Regions from separate parts of the Homo sapiens genome. Here region 1 is linked to region 2. A link is an interaction called in ENCODE POLR2A ChIA-PET data of the cell type or tissue named here. Cell type or tissue: GM12878. All regions are shown on one strand. Links, peaks and the distances in the headings refer to the core of each region. The heading gives the core; the rest is flanking DNA.

What was found. Peaks named below come from ENCODE experiments on the same cell type or tissue, not always from the same donor. Only the 100,000 strongest peaks of a DNase experiment are listed, where the experiment ranks them.
Region 1: POLR2A ChIA-PET joins it to region 2 with 6 read pairs; 9 of 35 experiments call an interaction of 5 or more read pairs at or near these places.

The regions. Positions count from the first base shown.
Region 1 is chr12:4,250,085-4,255,458 of GRCh38, reverse strand. The region is part of intron 1 of CCND2-AS1 (CCND2 antisense RNA 1); the gene reads left to right. Among named protein-coding and RNA genes, the nearest start is that of CCND2, 21 kb to the left of the region's middle. In GM12878, for the core only: CTCF peaks have their summits at 4,122 and 4,766; no DNase peak of the experiment used is centred there.
Region 2 is chr12:4,115,160-4,120,533 of GRCh38, reverse strand. It overlaps LOC124900317 (a long non-coding RNA gene), which reads left to right and starts at 2,315. Exons shown (of 4, transcript XR_007063173.1): 1 at 2,315-2,646. It also overlaps the pseudogene RPL18P9. RefSeq lists enhancers at 2,027-2,156, 2,558-3,552 and a silencer at 2,637-2,686. In GM12878, for the core only: a CTCF peak has its summit at 2,989; DNase peaks (open chromatin) are centred at 1,233 and 2,243; H3K4me3 peaks cover 3,315 bases; H3K27ac peaks cover 4,487 bases.

The sequences.
Region 1 (5,374 bases), core at 316-5,315, 130 kb before region 2:
TGAGGCAGAAGGATTGCTTAAGGCCAGGAGTTTGAAGATATAGTGCACTATGATCATACCTATGAGTAGCCACTGCACTCCAGCCTAGGCAACATACGAAGCCCTGTTTCAAAAAATAAATTGGTACTTAAGCTAATTTGTTAGTTTTTTAAATCATCTGTAACTGAAAATATCCTCGATATCCTCATTGATACTGTATATTATTATTACTATCATCTTCCCATGTATATCAAACCTTTGTCATTAGATCATAATGTCCTTTGGAACAAAAATGAACTAAAATGAACTTACTGAGCAGTATGCTGCCATTCCACCTAGTACAGATCTGGCATATAGCAGGTTCTCGTCCATTCACACTTCATATTGGATACTAATTTCACCCTGGTATCTATGGATTTTCAGCATTTTTTTTTTTGAGATGGAGGAGTCTCGCTCTGTCGCCCAGGCTAGGTTGCAATGGTGCAATCTTGGCTCATTGCAACCTCCACCTCCTGCGTTCAAGTGTTCTCCTGCCTCAGCCTCCCAAGTACCTGAGACTACAGGCATGCACCACCACGCCAGCTAATTTTTGTATTTTTAGTAGAGACTGGGGTTTCACCATGTTGGCCAGGCTGGTCTCAAAGTTCTCACTTCGGGTGATCCGCCCACCTCAGCCTCCCAAAGTGCTGGGATTACAGCGGTGAATCACCGTGCCCGGCCCAGACTTTGAGCATCTTTAAGGCAGAAAGAGGAGGTGGCCAGAGTCCCAGGTAGGATGATGGCCTGCTGCTGCTTTGTCTTTTTACTGTCCTATAATGAGCGGAAAGTAAAATAGTTAATAGACTAGTTCATCCTTATTGAGCACCAGGGATTGTACACACCGGATCATCATTCTTCCTATCAGTTACCTGTGGGTATATTATTAATGCCCTGTGTTGCAGATTGGAAATTTATGCTCAACAATGATATTTAACTTATGTAGATCACACAGCCTCTACATAGCATAATTTAGGATCCTGTGCTCAAATTACTGTATCCATAACTTTTTGTCATCCCACTTTAAAGAAAATGAAATTAGAAGTCTTAGACAATGCATTCTGAGTATGGCTTACATACTCAGTAAAATGGTATACAGCTCTAATCAACAGACCCAGACTCAAAAAGCTTTGGACTGCTACCAAGAGATTGGTAAATAAATGTACATTAACTTTAAATAAAATGTGTATGGTATGTATGATTCATTTTTTATGATTTCTCACTTTCCCAACATTTTCAGATAACTCATCGTTTCCTCAGTCACATCAGAGAGATCCTGATGGTTTTCTTTTTGGAACTTAACAGTTTAAAAACCTAAATAGGATCATGCCAAACATATTGTTCTGTGACTTGATTTTTTTCAGTGAATAATCATCTCTTGGAGTCTTGCTATGCCAGTACATATACATCTACTTCATTCATTTTAAGTGCAGAATGCTTTTCAATAGCAAGGATATGCCAGAATTTTACGACTTCCCATAATTAATGGCATTTGGGGGCCCTCCTTCACCAGTTGTTTGCTTGTATACATAATGTGCCATCAGCATCGTCGCACTTGCTTCTTTATGCATTCAAGTGCCAGTGGAAGGAGAAAGAGCTTGAAGTCCTGATTCTATCAATTAAGTGGTCCAAGAAAGAGAATGAGCATCTTGAGGTCTCCATCTTCAACAGCCTTACAGTCTGGAGGGAAGCAGACACACACACAGCTTTTACTTAGGGAGACGGGGGTCAATTGAAGGTTAAGGGAGTGCAAAAAGAGGGAGACTGAGGGGTTCAGTCGAGGGGATGACTGAGAAGGCTGCCTGGAGGAGGTGTGCTTGAGTCCTGGGTTCAAGGGTTAAAAGGCTCTGATACTTGGTCTGCTAATCTTTCTTATCGTATCGTTGCCTGGCAGTATGCCTGTTATTTGAGTGGACTCTTCTTGGACCATTTGCTTGGATGAACAGTGGGCAGAAGTGGAAAGGAAGGGTGCTCTGGACAAAGGTGACAAAGCCCAGGAACAAAAGTCGGAAGGTGCACAGTGTGCCCAGAGGGCCAGGAATTGGGTGGAGTGACTGGCTCCTTGGTCGCTTGCAAGTAGCATGAGAATAGAGAGGGCTGGGAGATGCATTAAAAAGCACCAGGACAAATTTAGGTTTGCACAGAAAAGGACGTTTCGTCAGGGTACGTGAGGAAAGTTGAGTAGAGAATTTAGGAATGGAGCAGACGACTCTGGTTGGGATGATGAGAGCGGAGAGACAGATCCATGTTCTTTCCAGGTGCCCCAGCAGCTCCAGGTCTCGCTGAACCTGTTACTATGGCAGCGTCTATGCTTCACTTTTGAGGATTGCTTCTGCTTTGAAATAGCCGTGTGGAAGAAAAACTACAAAGTTTTGAGGGGGAAAAAACCCACCTAACTTTAGCTGCCGTTGTGTCTTCATCTGTAAAAATCTTCTTCATGTCTCATGGATTTCAACATGCAGTTTATCTTGGTTTGTTCCATAAAACATCAGATGCAACTTTAATGGCCTAACCCCAAAAAGATAACTTGGCAGCCATCAAGCATTCAGCAGCGTTCCAAATGCCCTCTTGCTGGAGCCAGCCTTCTACGGGGCCATGTGGATGTCAGGCACACACAATTTGAGTCACGCTGACATAGCTGGGATGCCTGGATTGCACTGGAATCTGGGGGGTACCAATCACAGGCCAGAGAGAAGCCATTGGCTGGAAGGAACAATGCCAGCGTGTTCACCGTCTCTGCAGAAGGAGGGGGTGTTGATGGTGAGGGGAATGACAGTTGCAGCCAAAGGAGCAAAATGACCCCAAAGCAGGGTGGGCACATGTCATTGATGCTGGGCAGAAGCACTCCAGGGGCTCAGGTCATGACCACACCCCTTTTCTCCTGCCCCACAACCAGAAAAACTAAGAAGGTACAAGATTTTCCCTAAAACTTAATGTACAGAATGCCCTGCTGTCTTCAGGTTTTTGGGAAATCCAGGGTTGACAACAACAGCCCAAATATATGAAGCACTTACCTCTACCAGGCACTGTCTGTATCTTACAAATAATTCGTTTAATTCTCACAACTCCTTAATGAGGTAAGTTTTACAATTTCCATTTTATGATGAGGGAAACTGAGGCTTAGAAAGATTAAGAAACTTGCCCAAATCCTGCAGCCAGAAATGGGCAGAATCAAGACATGAACCACAGTCTCTCAAAAGCCAAAGCCTGGGCACTCACTACTACCCTCAACAGCCCGGTGGCTGGTTCATGCCATCTCTGCCACCCTCACACAGCCACCTCTTGGATGGTAGAACCCTGTGTGTTGAACAAGTAGAGTAACATTCTAAAAGGATTCTTTTTCCTCCCCTGTTTTCCTGGGGGCTGAGTAGACATGTTTAAACATGCTGTTCATCTGACACTTGTTTACTTCAGTGGCTATGATGTGCAAGACCCCAGACCAGGAACAGTAAGAGGGCATGAGGATAACCCAGCGTGGAGACCACTCTGGAGGAGGCTGCAGACTGGAGGCGCTGTTGTAGCCAGCTGCATTTTGGAGGCTGGGTTGCCTGTCTTAGATCTCTAATGAGTTTGGTCATTATTTTTTCAGCCAGGGTTTTCTTCCTCCCTCCCTGTCTTCCTTCCCTTTCTCCTTCCTTCCTTCATTCCTTCCTTCCTTTCTTCCTTCCTTCTTTCCTCCCTCCCTCCCTCCCTCCCTCCCTTCCTTTCTCTCTTTCCTTCTATCTTTTATTTTCTCTCTTTCTCTGTCTCTCTCTTTCTCTCTTTCTTCCTCCCTCCCTCCCTTTCTCTCCTTCTTTCTTTCTCCCTCCCTCCTCTCCTCCCTCTCTTGGTCTCTCTCTCTCTCCCTTCCTTCCTTTGTTCTTTCAAGATTTTTCTTTCTTTCTTTCTTTCTTTTAAAGGTGTAAGCCTTTTTCTGGTTCACTACATGCCAAGGACTGCGCTAAATCATTCACATAAAACCACCAGCGTGCATCACCTCATTTGGTCCTCCCACAGTCTAACGGGTAGGTACTGTCATTACCCTCATTTTAAGAAAATGAAGAAACTGAAGCTCAGAGAGGTGAATTGATGTCTCCACCGTCTGCCTGATTCAGTACCCTGCACCCTTAACCACTATAAAAGAACAACATGCCAATAGTTCCCTAATGCTGTAAAAGGCACTGTTTTAAACGCATCCTTTATATCAACTCACTCACTCCTCCAAACAGGCGCAATAGAAATTACTATTATCCTTGTTTAATACATTGGGAAACCAAAGCACAGAAAAGTCATGTAATTTTCCCCAGGTCACCCAGCTAGTAAGTGACAGAGCTGGGCTTCTGTTTCACCGAGGAAGACATTCCTCAGTTTTTGTTCTGTTTTGTTTTTCACTTGAAATCCCCCGCGATGGCCCAGAGTGGAATGCCAGGGTCCTGAGAATAAAGTCTCTGAGCTGAACTGGGAAGGGGTGCCAGTGGCAGCTGTGTCCCCTACAGCTCTGGAAGGTGGAGGCGGTGGAGACAGCAACTACACAGCAGCCACAAGCCTGGGTCCCTGCCAGGGGAGACCTCAAAGTCCCCTCGAGGGTTGGCTTCTCTGTGCTGGGCCGTGCACAAAGGCGAGTCATGGCTTCCAGGAGGCCAGCAGAACATGGTCCTCGGGAGAGGAGAAAGCCCGAGGGAAGGGCTGATGGGACCTCAGCCCTCAGCTCTGAGAAGGGCTGCTCTTTAGGAGAGGGGATGTAGGTAACAGCTCCACCAAGAGCCAGGCAAGCAAAAGTAGGTTTCTGTTTGAGCAGCAGCTGGGGAATTTCAGGGAGAGAGAGGAATCCGTTCCCAACAGTGCATAATGTTCAACCCTGGAAGAGGTGACCATCAAGGGGGCCTCTAGAAAGAGTAGACGGGCTGCCCTTAGGCTGGCCTCTTTATTATCTCTGCCCCTGACCTTTGGGAATCCTGTCCATCTTTGAGTCCCTGGCGCCAGTGACTCCACTCTGCGAATCCCTTCCTGACCAGCCATCCCCCACACCCGTAAGACTCCAAGTTCTTTTTGGGGGACAGAAACCCCAAGTGTGCTGAGGTCCAGGCTGCTCCACATTCATCCCTGGGTGGGCTGTGGCTCAAACCAGTCATTTGGGTGACAGAAGTCTCAGACACTCTGGAAGCTGGCCCAGTTGGTCCTGGTGCCCCCAAGAACACTCATACCCTATTCTCCTGCAGCAAATATACCCTCTCTACTATTCGTTTGGCCTTGGCTATTAGGTATCATGTGACCTCGCTGGTGTGGCATCTCCTGGTGTTAGCGGCTTCTTGCATGAGTACATTTCTCAGATGATCAGACAACATTTATTGAACACTTACCATGTGCCACCTACCGCTGT
Region 2 (5,374 bases), core at 286-5,285:
TGGAGGTGCGGAACCCAGACCAGATGTTTCCTCTCTTTCACTATCGATGGATGGTTTGAGGACACAGGGGAAGGGAGGGGGAAGGAAATGAAGGCAGTGAGAGAGAATCCTTATTTGGGAGCCCATCCTTCTCCACCTGGGGTCTGCAGCCTCCGTGTCCACTCCCTGAAGTTCTAGTAGGCACCCAATGGATGTTAATCACATTGCCAAAGCCAGGGTCAAGGCAAACCAAGGGCATGGATGTGGGATGGCCCATTACCTGGAGGTACCTGCTGCACAGCAGCCTCCTGGTAGCTTGGAAATTACGTCACTAGCCATAGGCACGGCCTGCCAGAGGCACCATGTGGTCCACTGAGGTGGGACCTAACTGGGTAACAGTGAATTTTTTCCCCGTGGGTCAGCCTTGACCTGGATGATCTCCCACCCACCCTTGACCTGGATGATCTCCCAACCCTCCCTTGACTGGGATGATCTCCCACCCACCCTTGACCGGGATGATCTCCCAACCCACCCTTGACCGGGATGATCTCCCAACCCACCCTTGACCGGGATGATCTCCCAACCCACCCTTGACCGGGATGATCTCCCAACCCACCCTTGACCGGGATGATCTCCCACGCACCCTTGACCGGGATGATCTCCCACCCACCCTTGACAGGGATGATCTCCCACCCAGAAATGACTTCACCTCCCTAAGTTCCTTGGTAGGGAACTTGAGGGGTGGTTAGAAACTTCCACTCAACTCACTGCATAATAACTCAGGACAGGAGAGGATAAGAACAGCTCTTTGTGTCACCGGCACCACTAGGAGAAACAGCCTAAAAGGCAGGGAGAGCAGCTTGGAGAATTCCAGCAGCTTCAAACTACACCACCAGGATCTCTGTGGGTCTCAGTTTCCATGTCTGTAAAATGGGGAGAATAATACATGCCAAGTGACCATCCTCCCTCAGCAAGAGAACTTTGTGAGTAATAATTGTCATGACAGCACTTTCCAAATGTGTAGGATCAGCGAGAAAGAGATTTCACAGAGATTTCACAGGGCATCAACAGCTCAGGGGATGTTGGCTACAGGCGGGGAAAGCACCTATATGCCCTTCTACCTGCCGCACCCACGGAGGAGGCTCAGCTGGAAGGACAGGTGCACTCCTTCCAGAATACTCTGAAATCATTGTGGGTGCCCAGTAAGCACTTCTTGGTCAGAGTCTGAGAGTAACAACTGAAAGTACTGAGGGCTCAAAATCACCTGCTCCAGTTAATCATTTTGAGGGCTTTGGTGTCATATCCTTCCCTGAGTTACGTCTTCTTTCTCAGGCACATGTCCGTGAGGCCCCTGTGTATCTGGGTAGGTCAAACTGCATTGGGTGCATACTTTTTCTTGGTCAGCATCTCGGTTTCTATTTCTAAAGTCAAAAGAAGTGCCTCGATTCCTCCCAAGACTTGACAAGCCCAGCAGGGTTGGTGGCTTCTTTGCTGTGTTGCTGAAAATGGAACAGGCTGCCCTGGAGGTGGTGAGCCCCCTGCCCCGGAGATGTTCAGTGAGATCACCTGTGACTACATGCTGTGCTAAGGACCTTGTGTGCCTCACCTTCATCACTGCAACAACCCATGAGGAGCCCATATCATGATCACCTCCATCTCACAGATAACAGGGGAGGGTACCTGCCACACAGCAGCCTTCTACTAACTTGGGAATCACGCCACTAGCCATAGGCACAACCTGCCAGAAGCACCATGTGGTCCACTGAGGTGGGAGCTAACTGGGTAACAGTGAATTTTTTCCCTGTGGGTCAGCCATGACGGCTCCCCCACCCCGCCTTTGACCGGGATGATCTCCCACCCAGAGATGACTTCACCTCCCTAAGCCAGACAGGACTGAATGGGAGAACAGCTGGGGAGGTGCATGCAGCACAACCTGGAAAGTGTGTGTGTGTGAGTGTGAGTGTGTGTGAGAGACTGTGTGTGTGTGAGAGAGAGAGAAACAGAGAGAGAGAGGGTGAAAGAGAGAGAATTGCTTTTGTATGAATCTGTCTCTTTCTTTTTCTTTCTTTTTTTCAGCAAACCACAGACCGGCTACACATTCTTGGGCAGTTTCCTGAAGATGAACTTAAGATTTTGAGAGAGAGAGAAAAAAAAGAAAAGAGTAGGGGTGGAGGAAGAAGCGAGGCAGAAAGTAATCAAGCTCACGTGCATGTGCATGCGCGTGCTCACACACACACACACACACACTCTTCACACACAACTCCTGGCAATAAGGAAGTGAGACTAGATCTTTTTCATGAATGGGCTTAACTCAGCCTTGCTGAACTTCCGCTCTCCCATTCACCAGCATTCAAATTTCACCTTCTGACCATCCAAGGCAGCTGGCTGCTGGCCCAGGAACTAAGAGCACTTTGAGATCATCCCTCTGACCACAGGCAACTGTGTGCTTGCAAGGAATCTTCTTTCCTGAGCCGGTAAATTCAAAATGACCAGGGTGTTCACAGGGTACCAGGTTTGAGGGCCACTGACCCTTGAACCCCCAACCCTACCTACTGCCCTATTCACCCAGGACCACAGCTTACACTCTGGAAAAGCCAAGAAATGACAGCAGGCAATGCACACGGAGGAAACATTTCTGCACAGCAACTGCACAGGAGGACAGCCCAGGTGAACTCTCTGGGGAACGTTCACGCCTGCCTTAAATTAGGCTGGGGGAAATGACAGTCACCATTTTGGAAAGGACACTTTATGCCTTTTCCCATGGGAGCTAGGGAGCAATGAACTGGGGCGTGTGACCTATAAGTGTGCCATTCTTTCGTATTGGGTGGGAGCTAGGCGAGGCACAGGCAGCGGTGGAAGTTTCTGTTCCCTTGAAAATCAGCCTCGAGATGCCTGGCAGGGTGTGTCCAGGCAGTGGAAGGACCGGTGAAGGGTCTTGAGCAAAAGTCACTTCATGTTGCTGTGCCCCAGCTTCCTCATTTGTCAAGAGGTGGCAATAAGACCTCCCTGGGACAACCACTGGGGTGACCCAGTGAGCTAAGGCCAAAGACCTGACTCCCCAGTGTGAATGACCCGGGCTCATCGGCAACCCAGTTAGGGAAACCCCTACCACCTAGAGCTGACAAAGCAGGTGCCACTGTTCCGAAAGGATAAGGATAGCTTTATCTCTGAACTTCCAGAAATGGTGACTGTGACAGACTAGTGGCCCAGAAGCGAGGAAAGCGATGGGAGGCAGACAGGGCTGGCCTGCCCCAAGACCAAAGGAGGAGCAGGAGAGAAGTCGGGGTAGAGACACCACGGAGGCTCAGCTTTTCTTTTCCTGATTTCTTTCCCCTCTCCTGCAAGTCCTTCTAATGGAAGCTCAAGGAGGCAACGGAGAAAGGGACATCCTTTTCCTGACTCCACCTTGTATCCTTAGAATCCTCATGCAGGCTCCCTGGTCCCCACACTTGGGCTACAGGGGGTTTCCAAGCCCTGTGTCTTACAATGTTTGGGCCCAGAGGCAGGAGCATAGACGAGATGACCTTCAGAGCACCTTCCCCGCTTGGGGCAAGGAGTCTTTCTCCAAGGCTGAATCTAGGGCAGCATGCTAGAGAACTGCATTCCACTCCTTGCAGCTGCTGAGCTACTGGGTCCAGCTCTGGGCACTGGGAATGGACTCGGAAATACCAGTGGGCTTTGTTTGGGCCGATTACTCACAGTACAGGAATGATATCCATTCCACTGGACTTTCTAGGAACTTGCCTGCAGCTGGAGCGGTCCCTGTCCCTAGGTTTCCTCTAGCACAGAGAGGCTGCTAGCAGAGGCCTGGCTGGGGAGGGAATGTGCAGCTTACAGGGGATGCCAGTGGGCCCCAGGAAGCACTGATGCAATGCTCTTTTTATTAAGTTGGGCTCTGAGCCCTTCTCCCCTGTGATAACTTCCGGGAGTAGCTGTCCCCATTTCCCTGGTCTCCTCTCCCTCTCCTGCTTCAAGAGCCAAATTCCTGCAGGACAGCAGCACCTGAGGAATCCGAATTCACACAATAGTAATGCAGGTGGACAGAGGAAATGCCTGTTGGTCTAAGGAGCTTGGGTAATAAAGGTTGCCGTCTGCCGAAGCCTCACATGCCAGGTGCGTGCCCAGCCCTGCAGGCTCTGCCTCCCTCAATCCTTCCAGCACCCTGGTTGTGCAGGTGCTGTCCTTGTGACCTTTTTACACATGAGGAAGTGGAGCCTTAGGTCAGGAAATGCTTTTAAGATCACGTAGTTAGCAAATGGCAGAGCTGGGAATTAAGTCCATTTCTGCTCAATTACAAAACACGCGAGTTTAGTCACTGGACTCCGATTTTTGTGTGTACTGTAGTAGCTCGGCTTTTATGAGAACCGGAGATTAAGCTCCCTGAGGGTAAAGGCTATGTCTTATTTTTTATTTTCTTTTATTTTCTACCCTATTTATCTCTATAAGATGCCAGGAACTCGTTTTAAAATGCACCTGCCAAAACATGCTGAGATGGTGGGCGGCGGCTGCCCATGGATGATATGGAGGCCACTGCAGCTGAAGGGACAAAAATCAACCCTGGAACTGTCCATGCTGCAGACAGACCTTTCAGTTTGCTCTCACCCTGCTTCTCCCGTGGCTGTGGTATTTTTCTCCCGTCTGCCTCCTGGTTTCTGCCCACTGGAGGCTTTTCCAGCCTCGTGACCTCTATTACTGCCCCCTCTCTGCAAATGCCTGCACCTACTCATCGCCCTGTCTTCAAGCCGCTACCGCATGACTGAGGTTCCTTTACTCTTCTTCCCTGTGCCACGTCCCTGTTCCCTAACGGCTCCTCTGGCTCGCTCTCTGTGTCTCTAAGCGCCTGGGCCACCTCACTCTCCATTCCTGCTGAGGGTGTCTGAGAGAGTCCCTGATGGGTTAGTGACAACCCAAATCTGGAGATACCTGTTGGTCCCAGTCTCACCAGCTTAGCTTTTAGGCTGCCCACATTCTGTAAGGCAGTGGTCTGCAACCTTTTTGGCACCAGAGATGGGTTTCGTGGGCGACAATTTTTCCATGAATGGGGCAGGGGAGGAAAGGGTGGTTTCAGGATGACTGAAGCACATGACATTTATTGTGCACTTTATTTCTATTATTACTACATTATAATATATTATGAAATCATTATACAACTCACCATAATGTAGAATCAGTGGAAGCCCTGAGCTTGTTTTCCTGCAACTAGACAGTCCCATGTGAGGGTGATGGGAGACAGTGAGAGATCATCAGGCATTAGGGTTTCACAAGGAGCACGCAGCCTAGATCCCTCGCAAGCGCAGTTCACAGTAGGGTTTGTGCTCCTATGAGAATCTTATGCAGTCGCCAATCTGACAGGGGGTGGAGCTCAGGTGGTGATGTGAGCAATGGGGAGTGGCTA